2 separate regions of the Homo sapiens genome follow, and region 1 is linked to region 2. Evidence: read pairs that join two places in POLR2A ChIA-PET (ENCODE). Cell type or tissue: PC-9. All regions are shown on one strand. Links, peaks and the distances in the headings refer to the core of each region. The heading gives the core; the rest is flanking DNA.

Evidence for each region. ChIA-PET counts read pairs that join two places held together with the same protein. Peaks named below come from ENCODE experiments on the same cell type or tissue, not always from the same donor. Only the 100,000 strongest peaks of a DNase experiment are listed, where the experiment ranks them.
Region 1: POLR2A ChIA-PET joins it to region 2 with 9 read pairs; 2 of 35 experiments call an interaction of 5 or more read pairs at or near these places.

Annotation. Positions count from the first base shown.
Region 1 is chr12:47,937,395-47,945,343 of GRCh38, reverse strand. No RefSeq gene overlaps it. Among named protein-coding and RNA genes, the nearest start is that of TMEM106C, 22 kb to the left of the region's middle. In PC-9, for the core only: no CTCF peak of the experiment used is centred there; no DNase peak of the experiment used is centred there.
Region 2 is chr12:48,042,977-48,050,925 of GRCh38, reverse strand. It overlaps SENP1 (SUMO specific peptidase 1), which reads left to right. Exons shown (of 18, transcript NM_001267594.2): 14 at 1,794-1,997; 15 at 2,846-2,925; 16 at 3,864-3,948; 17 at 4,475-4,570; 18 at 5,542-7,949. The coding sequence ends at 5,604. Among named protein-coding and RNA genes, the nearest start is that of COL2A1, 42 kb to the right of the region's middle. RefSeq lists an enhancer at 4,373-5,572. In PC-9, for the core only: no CTCF peak of the experiment used is centred there; no DNase peak of the experiment used is centred there; H3K27ac peaks cover 1,072 bases.

The sequences.
Region 1 (7,949 bases), core at 1,848-6,847, 110 kb after region 2:
ACTCTGGGACAGCCCAGCATTGCGAATAGCACCCCAGTGCCCTAGAGAAGAGGGAGGGCATCTTCATAGCCAGGAGGGGTGCTGCTCACCAGGAATTGTTGACTCTCCTGGCTTTATCAGTAGGATCCTGGTTTCTGAGTACCTGGCAAGAAATGGCAAGGCTCCCAGGGAGATGAGTTGGAGGCTGGGGAAGCAAGAGGAGCTGAGCTGACCTGAGATAGGATCAGTGACTGGAGAGAGCCTTGGGCCCTTCCTGATACATGCCAAGGGAACCCAGGATTGTGGGTATGTGCCTGAGCCAAGTGCTACCCAAGTTTTGCCAGATTCACCAGGTGTGCCCTCCTTGGTGGGCCAGGTGTGCTCGGGGTGTGTGTGTGTGCGCCTGTGTGGGTGTGCATGTGTGTGTGGATGTGGGAGGTGTGCGTGTGTGTGCATGTGTGCTTGTGTGTGTACATGTGTGCATATGTGCGTGTGTGTGCATGTGGGTGTGAATGTGTGTGTGCGTGTGTGTGCATGTGTGTGTGTGCATGTGTACCTGGCATGTCCACATCTATCCACAGACTTGGATTGTTCTGAACCCTTTTCTCTGCCCTCACCTTTTTCTTTATTATAAGATTGTACATGCTTATTATAAAAATTCATATACAAATGTCTAAGTCTAAATTATCTTAGATATAATTTCTTTTAACTATTCCATATTTATCCTTTTATACTTCTTTCAAGTACATTCAAATATATAGTTATTTACATGATTTAGATACACATATCCAAATGTAGTAGTATTAGGTTTATTTTTAACAAAATGGTATCAGAATCTATATATCATTTTTCACCTTTTTTCCCCACTTAATAAGCCTTGGTCATTTTCTCTGCCAGTATCAATGGGTTTATGTCACTTTCAACAGCTGAAGAGTACTCCATTAAACAGATGTATCATCATCTGTTTACCTGGGTGGACTCTTCACTCTGTGCCTAGCTCCCCCAGAAGCTGCGAGAGTAGGGTGCCAGAGGGATGGGGTGAGGACGAGGAGACTAGTCAATGTCGGCCATACCCTGGGAAGCAGCCCAGGCTCAGCGGCCCTTTGACATCTTGCAAATGGATTCCAGAACTCTGCTCCTTCACCACCTCTACAACCCCACCCACTCCCAAGTCCATATCTCCTTCTCCAGTCCTCTGTCTGCTGTCCCCCTGCCCTTCTCCCTCTGACCCTTGACCTCTGTATAGTGCTGCGGGTTTGGGGGTCTCCCGGGTGGGCTCCCTGCTTCCCAGCTCCTGGCCTCTGAGGCTGGCTGATCTCCCAGAACTGTGAGGAACTGGGGCTTGAGGGACCCTGAGTTCAGGAGGCTCTGCCGAGACAGCCTGGCCTGGCCAAGACAGCCACCCAGGCCGACCCAGGGGAGGCACCATGCTAATGGAGAGGCTAGCACTGCCCATGCCCAGATGGCAGCTTCCTGCTTCCCAGAGGGCATGGGGAATGGGGACTGTGCCAGGTAGGCGTGGTGCCCCCGCCCCTGCACCAATGTCATGGAAAATGTGAAGCCTTGATCTTTGTTCTTGATTGTTCCTCCGATTTTTACAACTGGAAACTGGCGGTGTCTTTGTTCCCATCGGCTTAGGAAGGAGATGTTGAGGGCTGGGGACAGGAGGCAGCTGAGTCAGCAGCTGGAGGTGTTGAACTGGTTGCTTCCTCAGACCAACCATGACCCCTTCTCTCTCACTCACACGCACTCAGTTTACCCATCAACGAACCGTACTTTAACAGCACCAGTGGGAGTGGGGATGGGAACAGCCTTCACCGTCCTCCCTGGGCAAGCCATCTCCCCTTGCCCAGGATGGACGGCCAGGCTGTCCACAGCCCTGAACCCCCTGCTTCAGATACCTCTGGTTCCTCTAATGCCCATGGTGGCAAGCAGTTCGCAGCCCGCCTCCTTCCTCAGGGCAGGTCCGGTGTGTCTGTTTACCTCAGGATCCAATTAGAAATTGATGGTAGGGAAACCACTTTGCCAGGTGGCTCCCTCCTGCTGTGTGGGGCCCAGCCTTCTGGTGCCCCCCTGCTCCCTCATGGCCAGAGTTCATGGAAACTTCTCAGGTCACTGACTCTCACCTTCCTTTCCTCCTCAGGAGGGTGGGCCCAGCCCCGCTCCCTGCAGCCTGGCCCCTCCGTTCCCTGAAGGTCCTGCTGTCCTGGCGCAGTGGGGAGGAGGGCAGGCCTGGGGGCTGGACAGCAGCAGGGCCAGGGTGGTGTAAGCAAGGGGAGATGCGCCTCTGCTTCCTGCGACCTTGGCGGTGAGCCTGGGGACAGGGGTGAGGCCAGAGACGGACGGACGCAGGGGCCCGGCCCAAGGCGAGGGAGAACAGCGGCACTGAGGCAGAAAGGAAGAGGGCGGTGTGTTCACCCGCAGCCCAATCCATCACTCAGCAACTCCTAGACGCTGGTAGAAAGTTCCTCCGAGGAGCCTGCCATCCAGTCGTGCGTGCAGGTGTGTGGAGGTGAACAAGTGTCGGGTATGCGCAGGTGTGAGGGGGTGAGCAGGTGTGTGGGGTGCGCAGGTGCGTGTGGGTGAGCAGGTGTATGGGGGTGCGCAGGTGTGAGGGGGTGCGTAGGCGTGTAGGGGTGCACAGGTGTATGGGGGTGCGCAGGTGTGTAGGGGTGAACAAGGGTATGGGGTGCGCGGGTGTGAGGGGTGCGCGGGTGTGTGGGGGTGCGCAGGTGTGTGGGGTGCACAGATGTGTGGGTTGCTCAGGTACGCAGGTGTGTAGCCCGCGCTTTGGGGCCGCAGGAGAGGGAGGTCTGAGAGAGGCTGGCAGTCAAGGCTGCCCCCTGCAGGCGGGAGGGGTGTGGGAGGGGAGCTGGGACCCGCAGCTGGCGCGGTCAGAGAAGGGTGGGCGGTGGGCGGAGGGAGGCAGGGCAGCGGCCTTGCTGGCTCCCGCGCGCAGGACTTCTCTGCTGGCCGGGGCTGCGAGGCCCGCCTCTGTCTGTGTGTCTGTCCGTCTGTCTGTCCGTCCGGGTGGTGCGCCAGGCTGCAGTCGGAGCAGGCAGTGGCGGTGGGTAGAGGAAATGGGACTTTGCCGGCCTGGGGCTGAGCACCTGACCTTTTCTTGGCGATGCTCTGCCTCCCAGGGACCATCGCTCCTGGCTGTGGCCAAGCAGGACTGGGAAGAGCCCCCGTGGCCCCTGCAGGTCAGGCCGCTGCACCCCCTACATCCGATCCACCTCGCTGCCCAAGCGGGACAGGTTATTTTTGTTCCTTCAGATTTTGCCAGTGCCTTTGCACCCCTCTCCGGGAGTTACTCAGTTACCAATGTTGGTTTTCTATTTCCAGAGCAAAGGCAGGTCCTCCCCTCCGCGGCTTTCTCCACCCGAGCGGGGGCTGGGCCTCTGCCTTCCATCCAAGCCTGGGTCCAGGTCCCACAGCCGCGGCTCCCTCGCCTTTGTGGAGGAAGACGGGGGCACCTGAGGGAGAGGGTGCCTCAGCTGTCTTTCATATCTTCCCCTGACCCCTAACCCCACCCTGCTTTCTCCTGGACCATTCCCATCAGCATGCTCTACCTCTCATCTCTAAAAGTATCCCTCTCCAGGATCCGTCTTTGCCAGTACATCGCGCTGACCCTTCCACAGCCGCCTCCTCACAAGAGCAGGGCCCCTTGCTGCCTCCACTTCCTCCCCCAGCCCCAGCCACTGCTTCACTGCAGCTGTTCATATGCAACTCGGCCTGAGGAGAGCTTCTGTGCCTCCCATGTCCTCTCCCAGCAGCCCGGCCTCAGCTGACTACCCTCCGGAGGCCCTCTCTTCTCCCTTCTGCTTCCCCATGCGGCGTTGTCCTTCTGGTTCCTTCTTGCCTTGTCTGTGATTCCTTCTTGCCTTGTCTGTGATTCCTTCTCAGGCCTCTTGGCAGGTTTCTCTTCAAAGTGACTGGAAAGCTAGTGCCACGTGGACTTGGTCCTGCCATCCCCTCTGCTGTGTTTCTGTGGTTTAGACACCATCTGTATGGTGGCAAACCCCATTCTTCCTCTGAGTTCTGACCCCCAGAAGCAGTTCCCTTGAACACTTCTGTTGGAGGCCTCGCGGACATTTCGACTTAATGCATCCAGATGACAACCCTTGATTCCCCCCTGTCACCCCCAATCTAGCCTGCCTCACCTTCATCTTTCTAGTTGCTGAAGACTGCAGTCCTTGGTGCTGCCTTACCTTTCACATCCAATATATCGTCCAGTCCACCAGATCCCACAAAAAATGCACTTGCTTTGCCACCATTCTTCTCAATGGCCACCATGGCCCTGGTTTTTCTAAGCCACCAAAGTGACTGGAAAGCTAGTGCCACGTGGACTTGGTCCTGCCGTACCCTCTGCTGTGTTTCTGTGGTTTAGACACCATCTGTATGGTGGCAAACCCCATTCTTCCTCTGAGTTCTGACCCCCAGAAGCAGTTCCCTTGGAGACTTCTGTTGGAGGCCTCGCGGACATTTCGACTTAATGCATCCATGAAATCCTCTCTTACCTGGACTCCACAGTGGCCTCATGACTGGCCTGCCTGCTGCCAACCCTCACCTCCTCCATTTCAATCTCCAGGAAGTATGAAGAATTGTCTTTTTGGGAGGATCACTTGAGGCCAGGACTTTGAGACCAGCCTGGGTAACATAGCTTGACCTCATCTATTAAAAAAAAAAAAATCAGCCAGGTGTGGTGGCATGCACCTGTCATCTCAGCTACTCGGGAGGCTGAGGTGGGTGGATCACTTAAGCCTGGGAGGTCCAGGCTGCAGTGAGCTGAGACTGCACCACTGCACTCCAGCCTGGGTGACAGAGTAAGACCCTGTCTCAAACAAACAAACAAACAACCAGAACTGTCTTTTAATAGCATTCGGTTCATGATATCTTTTCTCCAGAAGCTTTCAGTGTGCCCATGCGTGTGTGCTGTGTGTGTGCATATGTGCACATGCATGTGTGTGTGTGTTTGGAATGTTACCATAGCCTGTGAGGCCCTGAGTAATTCCACACTTTTCCCATTTTCCCAGCCTTATCTCATACCCCTTATCCTTGGCCAGGTGCTTGAGTCTTTCAGCTCCCACTAGTCAAACTTCTTTTCCTACCATAGGGCCTAGAATCCCATCCTCTCCCAGCATGTGCATGCGTGCGCACACACACACACACACACACACTGAGCTGGCCCCATTTTCATTCTTCACATCCACCTGAGTGTCATCTCTGCAGAGAAGTTTTCCTCACTGCCCTGTCCAAACCAGCCCTCCTCTTCTAATTTCTATTTCAGTCCTCTATTTGATTTCTTTTCATAATAGCATGGATTGTACTTTGTAATAATTTTATTTATTTGTTTCTTCACCTTCACCTTTGCTGTTCACTCCAGAATGTAAACTCTACAGGGCAGGGGCTATGTCTGATATTTCCATCATTGTAACCCCAATGCTTAGCAGACGGCTTGGCACTTGGTAGATGTGCAATAAAAATGTGTCGGATGAGTCAGTGAATAAAAGAATGAATGGTCCCAGTTGCTAAGGTCATTTAGGTTCTGGTGGGACTGGAAGACAGGTATGGAGGAAGGGAAGACCATGGTTGGTAGAAAGGCACTGCCTAGGTAGGCTTTCCAGACTTCACAAATAAAACTACAAGATGCCCAGTTAAATTTGAATTTCAGATAAACAATGGTTTCTTTTAGTATAGGTACATCTGACATTCAAATTCAATTGGGTATCCTATATTTTATCTGGACTAGGTGAGTGAGGAGGGTGTGGTGGGAGGGGGTCCAGGCCTGATGGAGTAATGGGACCCAGGGAGTGTGCAGAGCCCTGGGTTCAGGTGGAGCAGTTATGGAACCTAATCTTAGGCAAGAGCAGGGCACGTCATCACAGCGCACCCGTATGGGACACTCCCAGGGTGATCCTTGGCCCAAGAAAGAAACGAGGCGAAGAGGAAGTGCTGAGAGACACTGAGAGCTGGGTGGGGCTTGGGGGAGGTGGGTCCTGGGGTGGGGATGGGGACTGAGATCCTTGCCCTTTGAAGGTGACAGACAGAACCTGTCAGATGCTTCCTTCTCCATGACCTTCTGACTTGCCAACTTTAGCTCAACACATGCTTATTGGATACCATAGAATGAGCTGGGCACTGTGCCAGGTACTGAGGGCACAGAGATAAGTGAGACTTGTCCCTGCCCTCAAGTGCTCAGTGCTTGAGCACTGGACAACATGATGTGGCCCTGGAGGAAGCCAGACCAGTTCCACTGTCCCCCAGACCAAAGTCGGGTACCCTCCATTTCATCCTAAAACAACCCCACAAAGTAGTCATTATTACTGCCATTCCCTAAACAAGGAAATGGGTGCTCAGGTGATTCTGCAACTTAGCAAAGGTTACACAGGAAGTCAGGGATGGAGCTGGGATGCAGTCTCCATTTCTCGTTCCTTGAAGAACTCATCCCAGTTGGAGGGGCATGGCTGTTCAAGCCAGGTCAGAATCTAGTGGGGCTGGAGGAGGTAAGTAGAGAGAGGATTCTCCTGGGCTTGGCAGTGCTGCCCTGCAACAAGGGCAGAGCACAGACTTCAGGGGCCTCTTTATGCCAGGGCCCAGTGGGGCTGCCTGGACACACAATAGGGAAGGCCATTAGCACTCGTCCACTGGCGTCCTGGTCTTGCCTGCGTCTCCCTGTGACATGTGTGACATTGAACACATTGTCTACAGCCCTCACTCCTCTGGAGGCTCTAAACCCTGGAGAACATAAGCAGTGTGAGAGAAGGAGCTGGTGAAATGCTAACCCCAGCAGGTACAGTGGCTTGCACTTGTAATCCCAGCATTTTGAGAGGCCGAGGCAGGAGAATCATTTAATCCCAGGAGTTTGAGACCAGCCTGGGCAATGGAAGGAGACCCTGTCTCAACAAAACATAAAAAAAAAAATAGCCAGGCATGTTGGGGAGTGCTGCCTGTAGTCCCAGTTATTTGGAAGGGTAAGGCAGGAGGATTTCTTGAGCCCAGCTGGTTGAGACTGCAGTGAGTCATAATTGTGCCACTCCACTCCTGCCTGGGTGACAGAGCAAGAATCTGTCTCTAAATAAATAAATAAATAAATAAGAAATCCTAACCACATCCTGTTCCCCCAACCCTCAAGAAGCCATTCCTTCTAACTCTGGGGATGCAGCTGGGCTCATGTTCCTTTGCTTGGAAATCTCTTAAACTAGGTTTCGCTTTTAGAGCTCATCCTTGCCCTCCTTCTCCCTCCAGGAAGGCCAGGACCTGGCTCCATTTTTACAGGTGGGCTATGTTGGGCCTCAGAGATCTCTGGGGATGGGGAGGCTATATAGCTCATCTTGCTCCCCCTCCCCACGGTCTTTCATGCCCAAGAAGTAGAAACTCCTACCTAACTTTGTCCCTCCCAGTGGCATGTATGGCAAATCACTGTAGCCCAGGTCTCTGAGAATCAAGATGACCTTGGAACTTGCTGTTCAATGGATTCTTTTTCTGTCTTTCCAGTTCCCCATGGCTCTATCTCTTTATTTTCCTTTGCATCATCTCTATGTCATTTCACAATTAATTAATTAATTTTCAAGCAGATGCAGTCTGGGTATAGGGAATCCCCTCCTTGGGGCCCTCATAAGACTGACATGTGGGATTTCCTAGCTCTAGATCCAACACCTAACGAGTGAGTCTAAACATCTACTTTGTGCCTTTTCCCAATAACATTTGATCTAATTCTTAGGGCTGTCCCTGCATGTGCACACACACAGTCACACATACACATACTTGTACATACATATGCTCTCACCCATACTTGCACACACATTCACATGTACACACTAGCACAAGGACTGCTGTCTGTAACACAAGGTGTTGGTGTGTTAGGAAAGGGGCCTCTGTCACTGACAGGGAAAATTCTTCCTCAAGCACTTTGTTGAACGAACACCATGATGGGCCACTTGGGTTGTGGAAGGCAGTCCTTGCATGGA
Region 2 (7,949 bases), core at 1,501-6,500:
GCCCCTATGGAAGGTTTCGCTTACAGTAACTGGCAGATCATCTGCTTATGTCTTGGATTGAAGGGTTTACCCTATAACATGGCCAACATTATAAGATGGGTAGAAGGCCAGAGGAATCAGTGAATTCCTTCTTGCCAATTTTTCCTCATTAGAGAACATAGTTTACAGCCTAGAAATCTGTACTTGCTGGGAAGATCCTACTGCATTTATGGCTGCCTTCGGAAACCTAGAGGCAGTCTTTAGCACCATTATCCTGAGGGGCAGAGTTAGACTGAAAACTTATAGTTAAGAAATACCTGATTCTAATTGTGTCTTGATTAATTATTATCTGTAACAACTGATCTCCAGTTATCTATTGGGCATCACACTAGGCAGAGAATAAGCCACAACCTGAGTCCTTTGGGCTGACTGGGCCTGTTGCTCAGTCATCAGCTGCAGAGAAAACAGTGTCTTTCTTCAGTCCTAGCCTTCCCCTACCTCAGAGCTCTGCCTCATGGCGAGTGTGGTTTTCCCGCAGCTGCCTAGGCATCCTCATCTATAGGCCCTTTCTCTGGTCTAGACCGTGCTCCGGTGTGTTCCTGGCAGTGTTCCCCTGCTGCCTACCCAGTATGTCGTTGCTTACTGTTGGGCAGTAGCTCACTGTTCTGGCATCCTGGTGTGTAAATATTTGTCAAAGAACAGGGGCATTTTCCCATTCCCCAAAAAGCATTCTGAAAAATGTGCCTGTTTTCTTAGTCATATTTCCAAGCCGTGGATCAGTTAGCCCATTCATTCCTTGCAGTTGACAGACACTGGCCTGACCTCAGCTGGCCACATAAAGTAAGTATGCAGTAACTTCCGGCACGATAACTTTCAAGTTTTAGTACCAAAGAGTCCTGGACCTAATGGAACCATACACAACATAGTCACTATTAGAGAAGATGTCGTTTCATTAACAAAGAATCACACATCTCCCCACTCAGCCATTGTAATTTCTTTCCACACTTAATATTGAAGGCATAAATGGAATCAACAAAGATGAGAAAGCTAACCATATAGATTCTGGGGTAGAACGTTATTCTTCATGTTTGTGACTTGACTTTAGGTCTCATATAAGGTAGGTTTTTATACTTCCATGTGTGCCTTTATATAAAGGTGACATTGCTGAGCTACTATCAGTTTACAGGTGTTTTTCCAGTATAATTAATGGCTTCTCCTGTCACTTAGTTCTACTTGAGACCAAAAGAGTTTGCCTCTGCAGGATGGGTTATTAAGTTGAAAAGGCAGTCTTTAACCATGGAGCAGAGTTTTCCATCTTTGTGTAAAACCATGTGGCTGTCATATAAAATTTGAGTTCTTGATTTTAACTTGACTAACACTAGGCGCTAACTGAGCTCAGTATCTACTTAAATTGCTCACACAGTTCCAGTAGATAAAGGTAACTGCTAATGTGCATTATTAAACTGCTTGCATGCCTTCCTCTCCTTTTCTGTAAGCCTCACCTTAACACCCCTGTCTTCCTGCAGTCTTTTGACCTAACCTTCAGTCTTCTACAAGCCTGGCCAGCGTCTGCCCATTTGTACTCCCAACCCCATAATATATATGTCAGCTTTTTCTCTTTTCACCATTTATAGCACTTCAGCCTTCCCCCTTCTAGTCAGAATTTGATTTAGAGAAATGAATCTGTTGGATGTTGAAGACTTAATTCAGTTTATTAGGAAACAATTACATATGCTATTCAACACAGCAACTGCAACTATTTTGAAAGGCTAGGCCTGAGTGTCTATTCTAATAGGTGTAATTTCTTCCCACAGATCATCAATTTCTACATGAATATGCTGATGGAGCGAAGTAAAGAGAAGGGCTTGCCAAGTGTGCATGCATTTAATACCTTTTTCTTCACTAAATTAAAAACGGCTGGTTATCAGGCAGTGAAACGTTGGACAAAGAAAGTAGATGTATTTTCTGTTGACATTCTTTTGGTGCCCATTCACCTGGGAGTACACTGGTGTCTAGCTGTGAGTACCCCTTTCATTTTTGATAAAATGTAAAAGCTATGTACTTATAGAACACACAGAGGGTAGTGAGTAGTAGTTCTACATGTTCCCTTGATTATTGAGAGAAAGAGTGTTTAGTAGTAGGTTGACTAAAATCAGATAGATCTATGAACTTCCTATCAAGATTGGGATGTAGATTTTGAAGAAAGCTGTGGAATTTCCCTTTCTAGAAATATTTAAAAGAGAGTTATAGGGTGTCTAAGCAGCCTTAAAGGAAGGCATGGGGGAAAAAAAGTGACTTATTAATGATGCTGCCACTCAGATTCTGTGACTGTTATTTTCAGCCTAATCATAACTTACCTTGCATACTTGGTAATTTAATATTTTTATGACTCTGTGAGCATTAGCTTAATGTGTTAATAAAACTATTTCACAGTCTGTTTTGGATTACATTTCAAAAGCATAAAGCCAAAAGGAACTTCTCAATATAAAGAAATAAAACCCAGAATCTGCTCACCATCTTTCTGAAACTTTGTGGAAGTGATTTTGAGATACTCACCTTATATTCCCTGAAAATCATGTAGTTTCTTCACTGTTGCCCACTTTGCAGAGGGAGAGAATGAACATTAGAAAAAGGCTTCACAGCAATAATGGGGCCACCTGTTGATGAGTGCCATCATAGTTTTATGTAAATAACCCTTCATTTTTTTTCTCTACAGATTAAGCATAATATAATGCAAAATATCAGTCAAACTTGTCATGATTTTGTAGGAAGTCTGGCAAAAGGTTCCAAAGGGCAGGGAAGGGAAAAACTGATAAACCGATTTTCTTCATCTCATAAACACAGAGACTTTTTTTCTTATTCTCAGGTTGTGGACTTTAGAAAGAAGAATATTACCTATTACGACTCCATGGGTGGGATAAACAATGAAGCCTGCAGAATACTCTTGTAAGTAGGGAGTTGAGGACAGAAGAGTTTGATATCGGGTATAGGTGGTGTTTTTCCAGTAATTGAACTCAGTTGTTTGATACCTTCAATGGAGTGATTGATAAAATCTTCATATTAAGTAAAAATGCATATTTTGTATCTAAGTAAGTTTAGTTTAAAAACAATACCAAAGTATGCCCTAATGGGAGCAATTACTATCCTAATGCACTAAAATGTAGACTAGATATAAAGATATAGATGCTACTTAGAAATCATTTAATCCAACCTCCTAATTTTTCAGATGAAGAGACCAAGGCCCACAGAGGTGCCTTTGATTTGCCCAGGTCCTATTAGTTAGTGGCTCAGGTGGACCAGAATGCAAATCTCTTTATGCTCCACCTGTTTCATTTTCCAAAATACCTATTCCTCACTGTACCACTCTGATGGCCAGGAGGAAGTACATTCCACAATGGTGAACAGTTTGCACTTAAAAGAGAGCTCTATTGAAGGTATGCACTCAATACATTGTTGATTTGGATTTAATTTTTAGATAGGAGAGCCAAGCCTAACAGTAGTAAATAAATACCTCAATAGTACCAGAAAAACACTTTTCTTCCATTAGATTGAGTTCTAAAGGACCATATAAACCAAGGAAAAGAATAAAAAGAATTGTTCCTCAGAAGGAATGGTAGGTAGAAGGAGCTTAACTGTTAGAGGCAGAGGTCATGTTCCTTTTGAGTTGACAGAGTGGACATTAGAAGAGACAAGCTAGAAGAGGCATGCTCAGCTCTGGAGAAAACTTAACAATCCAGGGATTCCCTGCCCAGTATTATATACTCTTTTCCTCAGAAGAGCAGATGAAACAAATTTGTTCCTAGGTATTGTCAGCCCCATTCTTAGTGTGGCAGCTGTCATCGATGTTCCCCACTGCTTATCTCATTCTCTCCTGATACCTTTAGGCAATACCTAAAGCAAGAAAGCATTGACAAGAAAAGGAAAGAGTTTGACACCAATGGCTGGCAGCTTTTCAGCAAGAAAAGCCAGGTACCTTTCATCTTGATGAAATAAAAGTCCTAAAAGTAGGGTATTTGGGGAGGAAAGAATTTTACTGCTTAATTCCCAGGGACCACCTGTGTTCGTGTCTAGCCTGACTTCAGCTTGGTTGGTTGGTTTCTGGGGGAGGATAAATTAAGCTATCCGTAGGAAAAGTGATAGTGTGTTTCTTATGTAGAACTAGGTTTTCTAAATGCCCAGATATTTTACTAAGCTTTTCACTCCTAAGGGGAATGTTTGCTGATTATTTGGCCTCTGGGGGAGGGAGCAGTTTTTATACCCTTAGGTGCCATGGGAGTCGGAGATATTCTCCTGTTTGATTAATACAGAGTACACAGACCTGACTGGAATGTTGTATTTTGTTTCTTTGAGCCTCTGTTGTCCTGACTGGGGGGCCAGAGTCATCTGTTTGTAATTTAGAGAAACCTGTACAATTTATATCTTTTGGTTCTTATTTTTAATCTAAGAAGGAAAGAAGCTTGGAAAGATGTCATTTTTTTTGTTGTTGGTCTTCCAGGAGATTCCTCAGCAGATGAATGGAAGTGACTGTGGGATGTTTGCCTGCAAATATGCTGACTGTATTACCAAAGACAGACCAATCAACTTCACACAGGTGAGCTGAGCCTTCCATAGGGAGCTCTAGGATTACTTTGTCTCCAAGCTGCCCTGTAGATGTTTTTCTCTCCAGTTGTTCTCTTTAGGGGCCTCTACCCTAACCTTTAGCATGCTTCAGCCCATGATTCATAACACTGATGGTTACTACCTGAATCACATCACAAAAGAAAGAAAATTAGTGATAAGCCACGTCCTGGGTTACCACACCTCAGTTATTGTAGTAAAGGTTTCAAGAGCAGAACCTTCTCTGCCTGTCTCCTCTACCTACTGTAACTTCTAGAGAGAACTGGGACCAGAGCAGGTTTCTTTAGTTCCCTTGCATTTCGTTAGTAGTCAGGTTTGGGAATAGGCCATACCTCAATCTCCTAGTGTAATTTGTTATGCTGCCCCCTCCCCTGACCCCTCACTTGATGAATCTGGTCAGTCTTCTCTTAGAGAGTGATTGGTCATTTCTGTCCATGTGGTCTCTCAGACCAAAGTGGATTGAGATTAGAGATTATGGTTTATTCTGATGTGTTCTCCACTTTTACTTCTGTTTGAATCAGTGACTTTACCAGATTTTTCTACCATAGCCCTTTGTCTAGACCAGCCTGAGCTGACTCTTCAAGTTCCCTTAATTCTTCTAAAAGGTGAATTTTTTATTTTTAGGCCTAGGCTCATATCCTCTTAAAAGTTCAACATAGAAGACTTATTAGACACCATTCTCAAAATTCTTAGAGACGTGGGCATAGCCTGGGGATTCCTGGAAATACCCAGTGTAACTTCTAAGGCTATAATGGTGAAAAATAACAATAGAAAAAGCAATGAAAAGAAAAAAACTACATGTAACCAAGAATGAATAATTTAAAAGACCAGAAATACAACTGAGACTGTTTGTTGAAAACCTTGCAAAAGAAAGAAGTATGGGGAAAGGCGTATCAGGTCTAGACAAAAGCATTGAAAATTAAGGGTGTCTCTGTGTCCCTACAGCAACACATGCCATACTTCCGGAAGCGGATGGTCTGGGAGATCCTCCACCGAAAACTCTTGTGAAGACTGTCTCACTTAGCAGACCTTGACCATGTGGGGGACCAGCTCTTTGTTGTCTACAGCCAGAGACCTTGGAAACAGCTGCTCCCAGCCCTCTGCTGTTGTAACACCCTTGATCCTGGACCAGGCCCTGGCGAGATGCATTCACAAGCACATCTGCCTTTCCTTTTGTATCTCAGATACTATTTTTGCAAAGAAACTTTGGTGCTGTGAAAGGGGTGAGGGACATCCCTAAGCTGAAGAGAGAGACTGCTTTTCACTTCTTCAGTTCTGCCATCTTGTTTTCAAAGGGCTCCAGCCTCACTCAGTCCCTAATTATGGGACTGAGAAAAGCTTGGAAAGAATCTTGGTTTCATATAAATTCTTGTTGTTAGGCCTTACTAAGAAGTAGGAAAGGGCATGGGCAAAAGGTAGGGATAAAAACCACCAGCATATACATGGACATACACACACACCCACACACACAAACACACACACACACACAATTTTCACGATGTATGGTCAGGAATGTGACTGTAAACTGGACTTTGGGGCCCAGGCATAAGTCCCTTCCTCCAGGACCTTTCCTATTTATATGTCCCTATACAAAATCCATCTGCTTTTATACGTAGCTGTTTTATCATCTGTAGCTTCATCCTATCCGGAGGCACAGCACATGAGCCCTGGACAGGTCCCAAAGTTCCAAGCAGTCCTTTCCGTGAAAGCAGGGGTTTGCATGTGCTACCAACACATGATACGGGGAAGACCCACCCAGGGAGCGGTTTCAGTGGCGCAACAAAGCACCACTTTTACTGTTGCCTACTTCTGACCAAGAAGAAAAAGGACCTTAGTATTTAGCATAAAATTCCAGCGCTGGATGAATGCAGATCTAGTTTGGTCTGTGGCTAGTTTAAATATGTTTCTAACCACAGAGAATTTCATATATATATACATATATATATACACATACATATATATATATATATATGTATGTATAAAATTTCACAGGGATATGCTTTTTTTTTTAAAGACTGAATGTGTTCACCATTTAGCCTGTAGATTTATTTCCATTTTCCAAATTCCAGCACACAGAGATCCCAGCCCCTATGAGTAGGGTGTTTGTGGACTACCTAATGGAATATTTTTGAGGCCTGGATGAACTTTGCCATATGGGTAGAGGTTACAGAGGGAGGTGATATTTTCAGCTAAAAAAAAAAACGGGTGGAGTTTGGACTGATCAACTTGAGATTTAAAAACTGCTATTCCTTTTGTTCTTTCTAGCATCTCTCCCCACCCTCTGAGAGCTCCTCAGGCTTAGATAGTGAAGTGATCAAATGCCAGTGTCATTTTGTACTTAAGTTCCAAAGTAGGAACATTTTATACTTTTTTCTGTATTGTAATAGGTAGTTTTGTATGAAATCTTTTCTCCTCTCCCGTTGTACCGCATTCTTTCCAGCATTGTGCTTTTTCCCTGGGCTTATTTGAAAATTTTACTGTTTTATACAAGCTCGTTTAGTACATTTTTCTATGTTTTACCACAAGTTACAATTTGAAAAGAAAACTATTTTTTTTAAATATTCCATTGTTAACTGAATGTTACTGTTTCCACTCCAGCAACTACATGTCCTCCCTTCAACTGCCTGCCTTTTGGGGAAAGACCACCTTTTGTGTGTTTGTTTTTTCTCTCTCTTTCTTTCCCTTTCTCTTTCTATCTCTCTTTATTTTTCTTTCTTTTTCTTTGTTTTTGAGTTTTCTATAGGAAATAAATAGCTTTCTATATATGAGTTGCTGGGGACCTTCACATTCTCTTTTAGAAAGCTGTGGCATGCAGTCTCATTGCAGGACTCCTGGAATATTGTCTGGTTCTTGGTATTTACTGTATGTAAGCAACAACTTGAAAGGTGGCAATATGGTGTCGATTTGGACTATGAATCAAAAGACCTTTTTCAGGTTCTTTCACTATTGTCTGGGGGACTCAGAACAAGATTGTTCTCTGTATTTATTGTTTGTCCATTTAGGTAACATCTGTCTTACCTTCCTCACAGACTTTGTACAGACCAAAGCAACAAATATTTATTGCCATGTATAGCAGAAAATGAAACATGCAACAAAAGCACTTTGAAAAATATATAAGGAATTGTTGAGCCTGTCTGAATTTGGGCCCCCTTTCTGACTAATGCAGTTTTGCACAAGGTAGAAGTTAGTGACCCTGAGACCATCTTACCACCCTGGACCTGGTCCAAATACAGACTTACACAGTGGACCATTCTTTCCTGAGCTAGCCAACAAGAGCAGGAGTAGTATCTGGAAACTTTCCCCTTTGTTTAGGGGTAGGCTTTGATGACCAGGAAAAAAAAAAAGGTATTTCT